Linked DNA regions of Homo sapiens: region 1 is linked to region 2. Evidence: chromatin loops called from intact Hi-C (ENCODE). Cell type or tissue: CD14-positive monocyte. All regions are shown on one strand. Each heading gives the region's core, and the rest is flanking DNA. Links, peaks and the distances in the headings are about the cores only.

The links. A loop is a pair of places that touch in the nucleus more often than their neighbours do. Peaks named below come from ENCODE experiments on the same cell type or tissue, not always from the same donor. Only the 100,000 strongest peaks of a DNase experiment are listed, where the experiment ranks them.
Region 1: it touches region 2 in a loop (6-fold over the local background); 3 of 110 quality-filtered maps call a loop at or near these places.

Annotation. Positions count from the first base shown.
Region 1 is chr13:30,603,911-30,612,751 of GRCh38, reverse strand. It overlaps a transcript of HMGB1 not described here. Among named protein-coding and RNA genes, the nearest start is that of USPL1, 9.6 kb to the left of the region's middle. RefSeq lists an enhancer at 4,794-4,853. In CD14-positive monocyte, for the core only: no CTCF peak of the experiment used is centred there; a DNase peak (open chromatin) is centred at 5,351.
Region 2 is chr13:30,553,207-30,562,047 of GRCh38, reverse strand. It overlaps a transcript of HMGB1 not described here and the pseudogene PTPN2P2. Among named protein-coding and RNA genes, the nearest start is that of USPL1, 60 kb to the left of the region's middle. In CD14-positive monocyte, for the core only: no CTCF peak of the experiment used is centred there; no DNase peak of the experiment used is centred there.

The DNA.
Region 1 (8,841 bases), core at 570-8,569, 51 kb before region 2:
GTGCAGATAAAGAAACACTCTTTCCTAATTGGGACATAGTTGTCACTTCAGGGTGAATTGATCAGTCATAAGGACTAGAAGGAATTTAGGATTATTTGGACATAGGTAGTCTTACTTTCCCCAGAGTTCATGCCATCATTTAATTTAGCCAGGAAATTTAAAATAATTGTCAACAGAAAAGGAGAAGTGGTAGAAACAATAGCAAAAGAAAAATGGAAAGTTGGAGGATATGCTTTAGTAACTACATTCACATAGAAGGTTAGATATGCTTTAGTAACTGTATTCGCTTGAAGCTGGCATTGCAGCACATGACTGTCTGCTTTAAGGCCTTAGCTACCTGCTGACAATGCTAGTCCCCTTTTCTTTACATAACTGTCTTCTCATCCTTGGAGTCTTAGCTCGAGTGTCTTGTGTCAAGCTGTCCACCCTATTTGAGGAGCCCTCTGTCCTCTACCCCTACTCTAATTCTTTCTCACCACCTGTTTGTTTTCCTCATAGCATATGTATGTGTGTGTATATATGTGTATGTGTGCGTATGTATATATGTGTATGTGTATATGTATATATACATGTATGTGTGTGTATATATGTATAACACACACACATACACATATATTTTTGGCCCCATAGTAGGTTGTGAGATCTGTAAGAGCAAGGATTACATCTGTTTGGTTCACCATCATCTATATAGTGCCTAGTACATAGTGCATATTTGTTGATGAGTTATCTTGGTGGCTCCCAATTTTCAATTTACATGGCTGACCAAACCTACTTTTAAAACAGAATGTATTAAATAGCCTATTTCATTCATGTTTGTTAGTTCAGACGTATGCATAATTGATACTCTTTTCTTATTGAGAAAGCTATTAACTTTTTCATCAATGGCTTTTTTTTTTTTTTACATTTACTGTTTTTTTAATAAAGGATGTTTTAAAGGGTACAGATGAACAGCCAGATGAAGAGATGCACAGAGCCAAAAAGCTTGTATTTAATGTGCAAAGGACTGCCATAAATGCAGGGAGAATACAACAGTGAATAATGCATAGTCCTTATTCCTAAAGAGAAGTAGAAACGTTTGTAAACAAATAGTTTTCATACAAGGCGGGATGAAATAAGTGCTAAATAGAGTTGTACAGGCAATGTTTTGTAGAAGCTATGGAGGAAAAAATGATTAATTTTAATTATAGGAAGACCCTCACAAAGGTGAATTTTTACTTCAGTCTTCAAAGAAAAATAGAGCACAAGTCCCTATAGATGAGGAATAGGGATGAATAAATGTTTAGCTTCACTTTTTAAAAAGTCCTTAAAATAGCTGTAATCCCAGCACTTTGGAAGGCCGAGGTGGGCAGATCACGAGGTCAGGAGTTCGAGACCAGCCTGGCCAGCATGGTGAAACCCCATCTCTACTAAAAAAACAAAAAATTAGCTGGGCACGTTGGCGCATGCCTGTAGTCCCAGCTACTCAGGAGGCTGAGGCAGGAGCCTCAGATCCAAGATCGCACCACTGCACTCCAGCCTGGGCAATAAAGCGAGACTGCGTCTCAAAAAAAAAGCAGTATTTACCACAAAGGACTCATAACACATTGTTACAAAGCAATCTTTTTAAAAAATGTTAGTTAAAAATAAAATGACTCCAGCCATAAACATTATACTTCTGCAACTGAGGATGACCGTAAAATCACTTAACTGTTTTGACTAGGTTGACAGCTAAATTGAGGGTCAGTTTAATGATTGAATTGTAACTGAGTGCTAATTGGAGCTGGTAATTGTTTAGTAAATGTATCAGTTAAGATACATTATTCATTAGATAAAAACTAATGAATAATGAAAACAGATTCATTTTTTAAAAAGATTTTTAAGCCACTGGTGGTCTTTAATATATGGTTCTCACCACATAAGTTAAAATGGGGACTGTTTTTTGGTGGTCTAATCTGATTTTGTAAGTTTATTTTTGCTTCCCTACCTCTGTTTTGCTAAGCAATATAGACCTTTTCTTCCCACTTTTTTTTTTTTGTTTTAGTGTAGGCATTAGATTTACAGATCTCATTTAAACTTGGCCATATATTAATCTCAGTTTTGTTACTTCATACAAAATATTTAACCTCCCTGAGGCTCAGTTTCACTGATAAAATGAAAACATCTACTAATCCCACTTCTGTTATTTAACTAATTTTGGCCTCAGGCAAATTATTTAACCTCTCTGGGCTTCAGTTTTTCCATGTGTGAAATGAAATTCTCTTAAATGAGGTAAGACATAGAACAATGTCTGGCAGTTAATATGCCCTCACAGCAGATGTTGGTTTTCCCTCACCCTTCCACCTCATCTAAACCCTGCATGTCCTTTACAGATTGCTTTAAATTCTGTTTTCTCTTTCCTTTTCCAACTCCTAGCACTCTCTTCTAGAGTTGTTGCACTTACCATATATACCATGGATTCTTAAATGGGTATTATTACAATTGACCCTTGAGCAACACAGGGGTTAGGGACCACCCTCTCCTTCCCCATGCTTTTGACTGCCCAAAAAACGTAGCTGCTAATAGCCCACTGATGACTGGAAGTTTACTGATAGCATATATTGTTGACTAACGTATTTTGTATGTCATATGTGTTATATACTGTATTCTTACAATAAAGTAAGTTAGAGAAAAAAAGTTACTAAGAAAATCATAAGGAAAAGTAAGTATATTTACTAATCATTAAGTGGAAATGGATCATCATAAAGATCTTCGTCCTTGTCACCTTCACATTGAGTAGACTGAAGAGGAGCTGAGTGGATAAAGAAAATGTTTATGTACATCGTGGAATACTATTCATCCATACAAAGGAACGAAATAATATCTTTTGCAGCAATTTGGATGGAGCTGGAGGCCAGTATTCTAAGTGAAGTAGCTCAGGAATGGGAAACCAAAAATGGTATGTTCTCACTTAAAAGTGGGAGCTAAGCTATAAAAACACAGAGGCATAAGAATCATACAGTGGACTTTGGGGATTCGGGTTGGGGAAGAAGGTTGGATGGGGGTTAAAAGACTACATGTTGGATACAGTGTACACTGCTCAGGTGACAGTTGCACTAAAATCTCAGAAATCACCACTAAAGAACTTATCCATGTAACCAAAAACCACCTGCACCCCCCAAAACTATTGAAATAAACAGGACGGGTTGTTCTTGCTGTCTTAAGCCTCATGGCAGAGGCTTAAGAGCAGGAGCATGTAGGGAGGGAGGGAGGAGAGGCAGGCACACTCGGTGTAACTTTTATTGAAAAAAATCAAATCCATTTTATAAGTGGACCCAGGCAGTTCAAACCTGCATTGTTCAGGGGTCAACTATATATTGGGAACTTGTTAAAACTGCAGCTGCTTGGGTTTCATGCATGATTCCATGAGTTTGGCATGGGGCCTGGGCATCTATATTTTTTTCTCCCTCAGATTTTCTTACGCTTACCAATGATCACGGCCTTTCACCTATTTGTTTTTTGTTTGTTTGTTTTTTTGAGACGGAGTCTGGCTCTGTCACCCAGGCTGGAGTGCAGTGGCGCAATGGCTCACTGCAAGCTCCGCCTTCCGGGTTCACGCCATTCTCCTGCCTCAGCGTCCTGAGTAGCTGGGACTACAGGCTCCCACCACTACGCCGGGCTAATTTTTTGTATTTTTAGTAGAGACGGGGTTTCACACCGTGTTAGCCAGGATGGTCTTGATCTCCTGACCTCGTGATCCACCCGCCTTGGCCTCCCCAAGTGCTGGGATTACAGGCGTGAGCCGCCGCGCCCGGCCTCACCTATTAATCGTGTTTTTTATAGTTTCTGTTTAAAACCAGGTGTTTTAGTTTAAACCTCAAATATACTATAAACTCCATGAGGGCACAAAATTAAACTTAGTTTAGAGGTTGATAAGTAATGCCCCACCTTTTTTATCTGCCTGTGTTTGGATCCAGTTAAATCACATGAAGATTGAAATTAAGTTTACTGAAAAAAGTTGTTTCAAAAGGTAGCTGAGATTTGGAGCAACAACGAGCTGCAAAGAACTAGGCAGATTTAAAATTCGAGTTTTTCTATCAACAAGAATAGAGCTTGTCCCACTACATTTACTGTGTAAGAGAGCAGGCCAAAACAAATGACCCTCTTCAGTCAGCCAAATCCCAAATGGAAAGAAGAGAGGAAGTTGGCCGAGCCTCAGAATTTTTTCTCCCAAACTTGCTGTCAGATCAGTTAGCCCCTCCTATCCTAGAAAGGAGTTAAGAGTAGAGGTCAGCCATGAATATTACGGTAAGGAAGTTTTATGTGGAGTATGAAAGAGCTTTCCTCATGCCCTCAACAGTACTCAATAGGTATTAATGGATTTTTTTTTTAGTACTTTGCATCGGGTTGCTGTGATTTTTAGTACCTAAATAAGTTATGAAGTTACAACTTCAGTTAAATCAGTATGTATTATTGTATTAGTTATATTTTGTTATGTAACAAATTATTCCCCAAACAGCTTAAAACAACAGACATTTGTCATTTCATACATTGTGTATGAAATGATACATGGTCAGGAATCTGGGAGTGGTTTAGCTGAGTGGCTCCAGTTCGGAGCCTCTTATGTGGTTGCAGTCATCTAAAGGCTGCTTGAGTGTCTTCACAAAATGACACCTGGCTTTTCCCCCAGAGCACGTGATCTGAGAGAGAGGCAGAAACCACAGTGTCTTTCACAACCTAACCTCGGAAGTGACCTACTGTCACTGTGCTGTATTCTATGGGTTACACAGACCTACCTACACAAAGGTATGAATACCAAGAGGTGAAGGATTCATTGGAGGCCATCTTGGGGGCCGGCTACCACAATTTTATAACATGTTAATTTCACTGTATACCTCACAGAACAAGTAATTCAGTAATGTCTAATATCCCAATAAAATCGTTTCATGGTAATTTTGTGAAATAATTGTATTTTTATATATATTATAAAATTTGCTAGCTAGAGATTAGGCTGTGAGAATATGTCCAGAGGATGATTCTCTACTACCAGCCCCTTCCTGTCTAGCTCTATTTCTGTATCAGTAATTTATATAGCATGATCAAGAACTACTCTGGTTACATGTTCTTCTAGATAGTCTGTGAAAGTTCAGGTGATTTATAGACAGACTTACCATAAGGTGATTGTATTAGTCTATTTTCACACTGCTGTAAAGAACTACCTGAGACTGGGTAATTTACAAAGAAAAGAGGTTTAATTGACTCACATTTCTGCATGGCTGGGGAGGCCTCAGGAAACTTAAAATCATGGCAGAAGGCAAAGGGGAAGCAAGGCACATCTTACATGGTGGCAGAAGAGAGCGAGCAAGTAGGAGGAAGTCCCATGCGTTTAAACCATCGGAGAACTCTTTCACAAGAACAGCAAGGGGGAAGGCCGCCCCCATGATCCAGTCCTTTCGCACCAGGCTTCTCCTTTGACACGTGGGGATTACAATTCAAGATGAGATTTGGGTGGAGACACAGAGCCAAACCATATGAGTGATAATAGCTACAATTTTGATTTTAGTATGAGTTAATAATTATAGTCTCCTGGGAGGTGCCTCATGCCCATCTACTGATTTATTCAAGTGAGGGTTTCTTTTGCAGTGGTAATAATTAGGATAAGGTGGACTAGATGGCTAGTGAAGGTCATTGAAATAGTCCATAGGCCCAAAGAGCCTAAAAACCATCACTGTAAGCAAGTGGCAGTGCTTTGATTAAAATTCTAATGCCAAAGCTTAAAAGAAGTTCAATAAGTGAAATAAAATGATTATAATTTATTTCTTAAAATATGCTACGTAATCTTACAGTGTAAGTGAGGAAACTTGAAATGTTCATTGAATTCAGGAGTGCAGAATTCATTTGTCTTCTATAGCTATTCAACACAACAGAAAAGATAAATCACTTGAAGATTGTGGCAGAAGATGTTTTAACATAACCTGACAATGCCTAAACATTCTTTGGAATTCTAACCATAAGCATTGTTAGGTCAGTTTGCATTTTAAGTTGCTTTAAGTACTTACAGATGAGTGACCAGTTGTAGAAGCCCAAATATTTGTATAATCAATTTTCTCATCCAGATGTAAGCTGTTTATTACATAGACATAAGCATGTAGAGCATATTATTATCAGACCCAGTGAACTCATTTGGATGTCATAATTTCCAGTCATGTAGGCATATTTGACAACAACTTTCACCCTCAAGTGTTCGGAGGCACTATTTTGCTAATCAGGGAAGAAATTTTAGGAAATTCATTTTGCTTTCCAAATGTAATATGATCAATAAAATGTTTGGTTTGGTTATTGATCAGCTTTAAGACATGCTCTCCTATGAATTCTTAGGGTAAATGAGAGATGGTAGTAGTTTTTTTCTGAATATAGGGTATATAAACCCTGAAAGTTGCTCAGTTGAGTCTTCAGAGCTAATAAGTGATGATAAATGAAAAACAAATCTTGGAATAATTGATTTTCTGAAAATGAAAGGGCAGAGATATAAGGAAATTGGGAAATGTTAGACTATTGTGCCAAGAGTAATAAATGTATTCACTACCCTAAAAAACTATCCTTCTAGAATAGAAAAACAAGTTCAATGGCATGACATAATCAGTCAAATTTATTCTATAGGACAGGTCTTTTCAAACAGTCATCATTATTAATAGAGACCAAAGACACATGACAACCAAATGCTGTGCATGGACTTTGACTTGATCCTGGTTTGCAAATCACATATTGGGGAAATTGTAATATACCCAGCTATATAATATATTTGAGAATATATTTTTAATTTTCCTAGGTGTGTTCATGGTTACTATGGCTATGTAGGAGAATGGACTTATTTTAGGAGATACATCCGAGGTATATTTAGAGGGGAAGTTATCCTCAAACAATACACAGTACATACAGGGAAAACATATGGCATTAAATGTTGAATCTGTGGTAAGAATAAGGGTGGTTGTCAAACAATTCTTTCAGCTTTTTTATATGTTTGCATATGTAAAATGAGAGAAAAAAAAATCCCTCTCTGGAACCATGTTTCTTCACTGAGCTTTGCAAGAAAAGGCCTCAAGAGAATGTATCATTGTTTATGGCTACCACCTCTACCCTTCTTCTGCTGTTCTCTCTCTTGAATTCAGACCTGTGAGACTTTTATTCCTGTCTTCCCACCAAAACTCTCATTTCCACGTCGGCATTGGCCTCCATGTTGCCAGACCTGGTGGTCCTTGCTTAGTCCTCATTTTGCTTGACCTCTAAGCAGCATTTGTTGCAGTCGATCAAATGAGTATAATGATTCTCTCAGACTCTCAGTTCTCCTACTTCTTGGCTTCTCCTTAGTATCTTTTGATGGTTCCTCCTCTTTTTTAAACATCGGAGTGCCTCTGGGCTCGGATCTCGTCTCAATTTGTGTTTAGTTCCTAAATCACCTTATCCTGTTGTATAGCTTTAAATACTATTCAGATGTGGAGACTCCCAAGTTCATATTGCCACCCCAGCCTCTCCCCTGAACTTCAGACTCATTTATCCATCTGCCTACCTGATACATTCACTTGGTGCCAAATAGGCATTCCAAGTTTAATATATCCAGAACTGAGCACGTTGGTCCCATCAGTCTCTTCTGCACAGCCCCAAACAAAGCAAGCACATGCTATTTACCTGCTATTCCACATTCTTCCTCATCTCCGTATGAGGAACGTCGTTCTTCTCATTGCTCAGGCAGTAAACCCTGGTGTCTGATTCCTATTTTCCCCTCATACCTTACATTTAATCCCTCAGCGAATATGGTCACCAGTACTTTAAAAACATTCAGGCCGGGCGCGGTGGCTCACGCCTGCAATCCCAGCACTTTGGGAGGCCGAGGTGGGTGGATCACGGGATCAGGAGATGGAGACCATCCTGGCTAACATGGTGAAACCCTGTCTGTACTAAAAATACAAAAAAATTAGCTGGGTGTGGTGGCACGCGCCCGTAGTCCCAGCTACTCGGGAGGCTGAGGTGGGAGAATGGCGTGAACCCAGGAGGCAGAGCTTGCAGTGAGCCGAGATCACGCCACTGCACTCCAGCCCGGGCGACAGAGCGAGACTCCGTCTCAAAAACAAACAAACAAAAAAACATTGGGAAGCTAAGCACTTCTCCAGCTCTTACCACTGCCATCTCAATCCAAGCTACATTCTAGGACAGATTATAACAGAGTTTCTCAGCCTTGGTACTATCAACGTTTTGGGCCAGCAATGTTGGGGGAAGGGCTGTCTTGTGCATTGTAGGATGTTTAGTAGCATCCCTAGCTTCTACCTGCTAGATGCAAGTAGCACTCCGCCCCAACAGTTGTGACAGCCAGAAATGTCACCAGACATTGCCGAACTGTTCCTTGGGGGGATATTGGATTATGGACCACTGGATTATAGCATTACCCTCCTATTGTTTCTGCTTCCTCTCACCGCCATGCAGCTTATTCTCCATCTAGCAACCAGTGTATCAGATCAAAACATGAATCAGATCATGTCTTGTCTTTTCTTCACAACCTTCCTGTGGCTTCCCATCTCATTAGCGTCAAATCTGTAAGTGCCTACAGATCCCTTCCTGACCAATTTACATACCTGACCCACCCACCCCCCAACTTGGAGAGCAGCTTTTTCTCTTTGTGCAGATTGAAAAGGGCATCGTTTCCACTAGATGGATGCAGCCTCTTCCCCTGCTTTATTTTTCATCACAGCATTATCACCGCTTTACATGTTCTGTTTGTTGAATGCATGGTAAGATGAGAAGTATAATTGTCAAAATGCATACAGTCGTTCCTTGGTATCCATGGATTCCACATCTGTGGATTCAACCAACTGTGGATCCATAATATTAGAC
Region 2 (8,841 bases), core at 651-8,650:
GCCCGGCCAAGTATATCACAACTTCTGTATAAGACACTCTTTTCTCTGACTCCATCATTAACCAGGGAGATGATGCAGTCCTTTACCTGATTATATCTCCACATTCACTCAGAAGTTGGGGGACCAGTTGCTGATGTTTTCACTGTCCTTCTGGCCCCTCCCTCATGTCTGCATTTCCTGTGGATGGGATTTTCCTCTCTCATTTCAGTAAATTCCACTATCTTGATGATCCGCTTTGTCTTCTGTCTTCCAGGTCTGTGAACTCCATCCCAGCAGCATTTAAATCATGCTTATGTATTTCAGTCTTAAAGAAAACCTCTTGCTTAGCCACAAATTCCTTTCTGGCGACTCCCCTTTATTTCTAACTATGCCTCTTCAGTGTCTCAGAAGAGTGGTCTGCCCTCTGCTTCCACTCTTACACTTCTCTCTCCTCAGTCTTCAACCCAGTGTCATCTGTCATCGTTCCTACTACTTCACTGACTTTTTTTCTCGCAACAGGGTCTTTCTTTGTCACCAATTGGCTGACTACTTGGCAGCAGTGTCCTTCCTTTAAGAACATCTTCTGCCTCTTCTCCGAGTCCACCATCCTACCTCTCTCATGACAGCTGCTCAGGCTCCTTTGCAAGCCTCTCTTCTTGTGTTGTCACCACAGCCCCACTTAATGTCTGTGTTCCTGGGGAACTTCTCCTATTCTTTCTTCTTTTCTCATTTGACACACACAAGCTAGGTGATCTCAGCTACCTCCATGATCTTAATACCATCAGGTAGAGTTGCCTCTTCCTCCTGAGCTCCAGACTAGAAAGTCACTGTTGACCATTCCCTCCTTTCTGAAAATACTGCCGTCTATTGGCTGCCCTAATTCCAGAATCAGGTTTTCCTCCTACTTTTTTTTACCAAATGTGTCTCAGTCTTCTGAAATCTGTCACTCTCCTGCTTAGAGCCCTTCTGTTGTTGGAATTCAGTATGAATTATAAATCCAGGGGGTACCTGGCTCCCACCGTGGTGCTTCCCTCCTTGCACTAGCTCCAGCTATCCTCATCTGACTCTTCTTTCATTTCTACAGACTTCGCTCTGTTATCTTATGCTGTTGGAGAAAAAAAAAAAAACATATATAACCTGTAGCCAGTTCTGATTTATGAACTCCAGCCTCTACTGGTCTAAGAAGTTATTTCAAATGTCCATCGCTCTTCAACCCATCAGTATTGTCACCTTTCTCATGTCAGTTGACTTTGCCATCTCCTTCATGGAAAAAGAAAAAAGTGAGCCTATCATGCTAGAATTTTCTGAGCCTCTTCTTTAACACTTAGAAATTTATCTCCATGGGAACCTATCCTTTCTTCTTTATTCTCTGTCCTAGGATAGGAAATATGCTCCTACCTCTTTAAGCCCAACCCCAAGCCTTCCCAAATCTTGAGGCGTGCGTTTTAACTTCTCTATTGATATCGGCCTTTGTCTGAAGTGGTTTCATGCAACGTTACACCTTTATACTCCTTGGGAGGAAAAACAGCCCCTCGACTCCACATTTCCTTCTAGCTACTGACCTAATTCTCCTAACCTTCAGATTTGAGCTTCTTGAAAGAGTAGCTTATAATGGGGTATCCCTACTTCCTTATGCCTGCTTGATGACTCAACCCACTGCAGTTAGCTTCTGCTCCCTGATGGAATTGTTCTCGCTAAGGCTACCGATAAGCTTCATATTTGCCAAAACCAAAGGCTGATTTTTAACCTTTATCCTACTTTGTGCCTTCGTGGCATTAGACACTGCTGACCACCCCACCATGGAACTTTTTTCCTGCTTTGACTTACATGACCCTACTTTTTCCTGGTGCTTCTGTCTTTGTAGCTTTTTCCCTTGCAGCCTCTTTGGGGGTGTCCTCTTTTCTTATTCATTCATTCAACAAATGTTTGTGAAGCTGGATCCTGGAGCTGCAGTGGTAGGTGGGATATAATCTCTACCCTCATTGCTACAGGATACAAGAGAAACAATCAAATAATTACACAAATCACTGTAAATAGTTACACACACATTCTGGTAAATGCTGGGAGGGGGTGCCTTGGGGGTCTCAATGGTGAGAAACACGTGACATCTGAGTCATGTGAAGGCATCATCCATCTCACTGTACTACCTTTCCTGCTTTTTGGGAATATGAGATTTTGGTGAATGAATGCATATTCATCTTAGTCATACTCTTAATTGTTTAATAATTGTCAGTCACATACCCTTTCACAATCTGCTGTTTCCAAGTGTAGATATTTTTATCCTTTTAATATAAATTCTTCTCCTCAGTCCCTTGTTAGTAGTTATGGAGAGACTTGGGCTGAAATACATTTTTGTAAATCTTGAGTTCAGTTATGCCTTAGTTGAGCAGCAGCAGCTAGAACTTCCCAGAATTCCAGGTGTCCATCTATTTGCAGCTGAATTCCATCCGCTTTCTTAAAAACTGATTTCCCTATGTGGCTATCTAAATTTAATCTCATGTGTTAGAGCAGGCAGCCTACTACACGCACATCTCTGAACACTACTTTGCAATATGCCATATTGCTGAAGAGGTGTGGACAGAGTACACAGTTGGTTTGAGTCTGGCTTCCATCACTTCATTCTTTTGACAGGTTATTTAAATTCACTGCCCAAGGAAGCAAAACTAGTAAACCAGCAATGAAACTCGGGCCATCTTACCGGGATTGGGAGTTCACCCTGTAAAATAAGCCATGGTCTTGTAAATGACCATTGTCAATGGTGAGGAAAGGTTGTCCCATAGTGTGCTTCCCTAGCCACTCTAGAAGCACAGGAAGCACTGGCCTTGGAGTGAGGCCAGTGCCTAACGTACCTTGGTAAGGAATGATCTAAGGCAGTGCTTCTCAACAGGGGCAATTTTTCCTCCACCCGCACCCCCCACCCCAGGTACATTTGGCAATGTAAGAAACAGACTCACCTATTTCTAGAGAAGTCCTCAAAAGATATTTTTAAAAATTAAAAGTAACTATAGATTCAGAGCTTTCTGGAAAAGTGTACAGATCATTTATTCATTCAACACATTCTGAACACCTACTGTGAGTCACGAGCCAGGGTTAACCTTCAACAAGTTTGGTCCTTGCCCTCAAGAAGATTATAATCCATCTGCATTGGTGGTCCTCAAATTTTACCGTGCATCAGAATCCCTTGGAGGCTTGTGAAAAACTCATTTCTCGGCCCTACTCCCAGAGTTTCTGATTCAGTGGGTCTGGGGTGGGGCCCAAGAATTTGCATTTCTAACAAGTTCAGGATCACACTTGAAAACTATTGCTCTAGGGGAATAAGGAAAGAAAGCTCCTGGGGTTTTGAGGATCAACATTTGCAGTATCTGGGGGACACTTGAATGGCTTGATTCTATCTGTCAGAATGTCTTTTTGGAAAAAGGAAGGTTTCATAGCCCATGGCTGTTAGAGACAGACTTGGTGTTTCACTAACAACTAGGATTATTGCTAAAAGCCCGGACATTTTAATGCCTATTTCTCTAAAGCCAGCAAGGTTGAACATTTTTTCATCTTAAAAAAAAAATCTTTTTTTACATGACTTATGTTTTCATTTCAGTTATTTTTTTAAAAAATTTTCTGCTGAGGTCTTGGTGAGCAAATGGTTTTAAACTCCACACTTTTGGCTAAGAATGAGATGTAAGATATAGACACTAGTTCTTAAAATTCAGCACTGTTCACTTTTGCCAAGTGAATATAAACTGAATTGCATCAAATTACAGAGAACAGTGTATCTAGAATATTGTTTTATTTTATCATTTTTACCTTTCCATTGAAAGATGAAATCAGGCGATCAAAGTAGCAAGGGTTAAGTTTCTAGACTACCACAAATTAGAATTGACAAGAAAAGCTTTCTGATCCATATTTGCCTGGGAAGGCTCCAAGGGAAACACAAGAAGCAGCAACTCAAATCCTGTTCTCTTCATTATCCTTTTTTTTTTAATAGCTCTTGCATAGGCTCGGTTTTTGGAAGTTGTATGCTGCTAATTTAGGTATATATGTCATTACAATTTTAGCATGGATCCTTCTCAGGCATACACAAGAGATGCCAGACATGTGAAAAAAGGAGGGAGCCAAGCACAGGAACCTCAGGGACACTGGCATAACTGTTCTAGAGTCAGAAACCACATGAACACATACCGAATTGATAGACATGAGGTTCAAGTCTATTCTGTGCCCTGTCTCGCTCTCTTCTTAACATCCGCTTCTCTTTCTGGAACTGTATTTCATATAACTCTTTAGGTGAGAACTAGAGCTATTCAGTCAAAGACTAAAAAGAGGCAAGGTTGGACCAAGTTTAAGAATCAGGTAACAATTAGCTTTGTGATGGTTAATGAAATCATTTGTCTCGGCATAGACTCTTCCCCTGGAAGTGTCTTGCAAAAGCTGGTTGTTGGTGAAGTAGGATAGAGAGTTAAGGGAATGGGTTAGATGACTTCCAAAGCCCTTTTATCTACAAGGTGAATCTGTAAGTGTAAGAGTCTTAGGTCAACATTTATTGGAGTGCAGATATGGACAGAGCTCTGTGCTAGGCACTGGGCCGCAGAGACATGAAACATGGTTTTGACCCTTGGAGGCTTGCTCCCTAATCAAGGGGACCAGGTAGACAGACATTTAAATAAAATAAAACAAAAACGCAAAGGAACATAGACTAGGCATTCTTTTTAGCTCTGGAACTCGCGTTGAGGAGGATCACATTGATTACTTTTAGGGTTAACTCCTAGAACTGAGGAGCACCTTATTTCAGTTAGAACTTCCCATATAAAAATAAAGATGAAAACATGGAAAAAGATACCCTTAAAAAATTGGAATTCAGTGCAAATTTTATTAGACTACAAAAACATATCATACAATTATTATTTTAGATATATTTATGTAAAGTCATAAAAGCTATGATTTTTGAAAAACAGCATAAGAAATAATTTTTTAATTTGTTATATAAGTAAATGAACTTTAGCATCTTAAGGATTCAATGATACAGTTTTTAGATTTATTTTTTAAATTGACAAATACCAATTGTACATATTCTTGAGAGCACATAATTATATTTCCATACATATAATTTATAGTTATCAGATCAGGGTAATTCGCACATCCACCATCTCATATGTTTATCATTTCTTTATGTTGAGAATGTGCAATATCCTTCCAGCTATTTGAAACTATATATTGTATTATTATTAACTATAGTCATTCTACAGTGCTGTCGAACACTAGAACTTATTTCTCTTATCTCGCTATAATTTTGTATCTTTTAACAAATCTCTCTGTCACTCTCGTCCCAGCCTCTAGTATCCTCTGTCCTACTTTTTACTTCTATGAGATCAACTTTTTTTAGCTTTCGCATATGAGTGAGAACATGCACTGTTTAACTTTCTGTTCCTGGCTTTTTTCACTTAAAATAATGTCCTCCAGTTTCATCTATATTCCATCAACGATGGGATTTCACTCTTTTTTATGGCTGAATAATACTCCATAGTGTGTATATATCACATTTTCTTCATTCATTCATCTGTTGTTGGACACCTAGGTTGACTCCATATCTTGGCTATTGAGAATAGTGCTGCAGTAGACATGGGATGCAGATATCTCTTCGTTATACTATCAATGACTTGTTTTGTTTTCTTTTTTGAAACAGAGTTTCTCTCTTGTTGCCCAGGCTAGAGTGCAGTGGCAGGATCTCGGCTCACTGCAACCTCCACCTCTCGGGCTCAAGCAATTCTCCTGCCTCAGCTCTCGAGTAGCTGGGATTACAGTTGCTCACCACCACACCTGGCTAATTTTTGTGTTTTTAGTAGAGACAAGGTTTCACTGTGTTGGTCAGGCTGGTCTCAAACTCCCAGTCTCAGGTGATCTGCCCATCTTGGCCTCCCAAAGTGTTGGGATTACAGGCGTGAGCCACCACGCCCAGCCTCAATGACTTGTTTCAATGAATTCTCTCTTTGAAGACATACTGGTATCTCCTGCTTATTGACAATTGTGGCAGCAGCTTCCAAAAGCTGATTTTTCTGACATCTTTGAAACTTTTGGACACTTCTCCCATTGGGAAAATAGAATTTTTCTTTTGAATAATTCTCATTTCCCACTAAGCATATAAGCAACCTGGAGTATCTTGTAAGACCCATACAGATTAATATTTCAAGCATAATAATCCTTATACATTCCTTTTTGACGATGGAGACTATGGTTACGAGTAGCAGTTTTTAAATAAGGACTACTTTTGAGGTCCCAAAGCTTTGAAAACCTGAGGTATAAACAAAACAACATATTCCAATGAGATATTGATATCTAAACTAGTTTTCTTAAATCTGTCATTCAAAGGTTGAGAATTTCTTCCTGAAATTTAGACAATATATTATGGAAATGCGGTTTGTCTTTTTGTAAATTTAGGATGATTCTTTTTAAAAATAATTATAGGCATTGTTTATTCTGTATATTAGTGTAATAGTCAATGCAGTAGCTAGAATTGTGGTTGCTAATAGTCACAAAATCTAGTAAAATTGTGAGTACATGAACCCATCCCAGGAAACTGATGGGACAAGTAGTAAATTTTTTTGACTCTTTAACAAAAATATTTAATGCTGCCAAAAAGTATAAAAATACAGTAGGAATGGCAGTACAACACAAATTAATCTCTCCTAATTTATTTCTTTTACATATTTCTACGTTTCATACACCCATTAAAAACACTTAACAGGCCAATGCGGTGGCTCACGCCTGTAATCCCAGCATTTTGGGAGGCCGAGGCGGGCGGATCACGAGGTCAGGAGATCGAGACCATCCTGGCGAACACGGTGAAACCCCATCTCTACTAAAAATACAAAAAATTAGCCAGGCTTGGTGGCGGGCGCCTGTATTCCCAGCTACTCCGGAGGCTGAGGCAGGAGAATGGCGTGAACCCAGGAGGCGGAGCTTGCAGTGAGCCGAGATCGCGCCACTGTACTCCAGCCTGGGCAACAGAGCAGAGACTCCGTCTCAAAAAAAAAAAAAAAAAAAAAAAAACACAACGACACATCCAATGTAAGGTTCTGCAAAGTCTTCTGCTGGTGGGTGCTCCTCATACCCTGTATGTAAAGTTTACTTTGTAAACAAACAACTGTGAGGCAATCTAGAAGGTTAGCAAGCCTCACTTTAGTTTCTGGAGTGGGCTTCAGGTCTTGTTTTGCACATCAGTGGTTCAAAATTTATAGCTCCAGAATATTCTCAAGTCATGAATATTAGGTGTCTATCTTGGCCTTTTTCTTTTTTGTTCGTTCTCATTTAGCCTCTGTTTCATCTGCTGCACCTTCTGAGCTGTGGTGGCCTTTCTGTCCTCTAGAATATGTTTCCGTAGAGCATTCTCACTGTTCTCTTCCATTGTATCTTGCATTTACTGTACATCGGTCACCTGTCAGTTTTTCTTCTTCTAGACCAATTCTGTTCCCATTGTATTTTTCAGTCATTATTTTGTTCGGTGAATGATCAAAAGCAGGAGCTAAGTTTTCCTTAGAAAATTCTTTCCACCGTTTCTGTATACTAGAATCTACCTTTATACATTTTGCTCCTTCTATTATAGCCATGTATGAGAATCTCAGTTGATCTGGGGTCTGAATAAGACCCATTCAGTATTTTCTCATGTTCAATAACACTTGTTTAATGTTAATATAATCTCCTTTTCCCATCAAAACAAGACAAGCGTCTACCAGAGAGAAGGTGCCCGTGCACCCAGTGCCTTCGCTACAATGGATCACTGCAGGCCCATGGTCAGGGTTCAAGGAGCCAGATTCTCTCACTTTCAACAAGAAATTGAGAAATGAAGCTGGTGATTCAGGGACTCCAAAATCTGGCCAGGTCGTATAATGCAAGTGAGATATTGTTCTGGTTTCACCACTATTGATATTTTCTAATCGTAGTAGATGTACTGTGTAATATGACTTCACATCTTCTGAAAGAGCTTCACATTGAATCCCGTTTCTTTAAACAGCATCTTTTGGTCATCTGTTGGCCAGTACTGCGCACATTTAACCGATTCTTTCTCCACAATGCGGTTCAGCACAACAACTGCTTTGGTCTTCTGCTGCCAAACCGTAAGCCAGAAATGGCAGCACATGTTAGGAAGTGGACCCGGTGTTAAGATGTAACTCCTTCGTGCCTCTTCTATGTCAACTAAGCTGGCATTAATATAATCATTCTCAGTATTCTGCAGTTTAACACGACTGTGATCATATGGGCTTACATCTCTGTATCTATTTCGATTTCTGTTTTCTGGAAACTTGGCCACTCTATGAAGATAGTCATGGGACTCATTTCGAATTTCCAAGTACGGCAGCTGCCAGCGATGCTGAGCATCCAACTCCTTGAACTCCCGCTCAATGATGGTGGGCATGGCTGGGACAAATAGTGAATCTTAAGAGAAATGGAAGAGTGAGGTTGGCTCCTAAGCTGGACAGACACTCAATGTGGTTTATTATAGTCAATCATTACTCAAGGAAGTTGTATATATTCTATTCATATATATATTTGGTAAATTTCTAATTACCATACCCCTATGAAGTCATTACCATACTCCTATAAAGTATTATCTTCATTATAAAGTGAAGAGAGTGAGGCTGAGAGAAGTTAAATTATGTGCCCAAGGTCATGGCTAGTGAATGAGCAAACTTGGTTTCAAAGTCAGGTCTGTCTGGCTCCCAAGCCACCAGTCTTTTACGTTACCACATTGTCTTAGTCTGGGCTCTCCCGAAAGCAAAGCCTGTACAAACAACTTGGAGGTAGGTAGGGAGTTTATTTGGGAATGTGACACCAAGGAATAGACTGTGATAAGACAGAAGAATGACCCCCCGGAAGGAG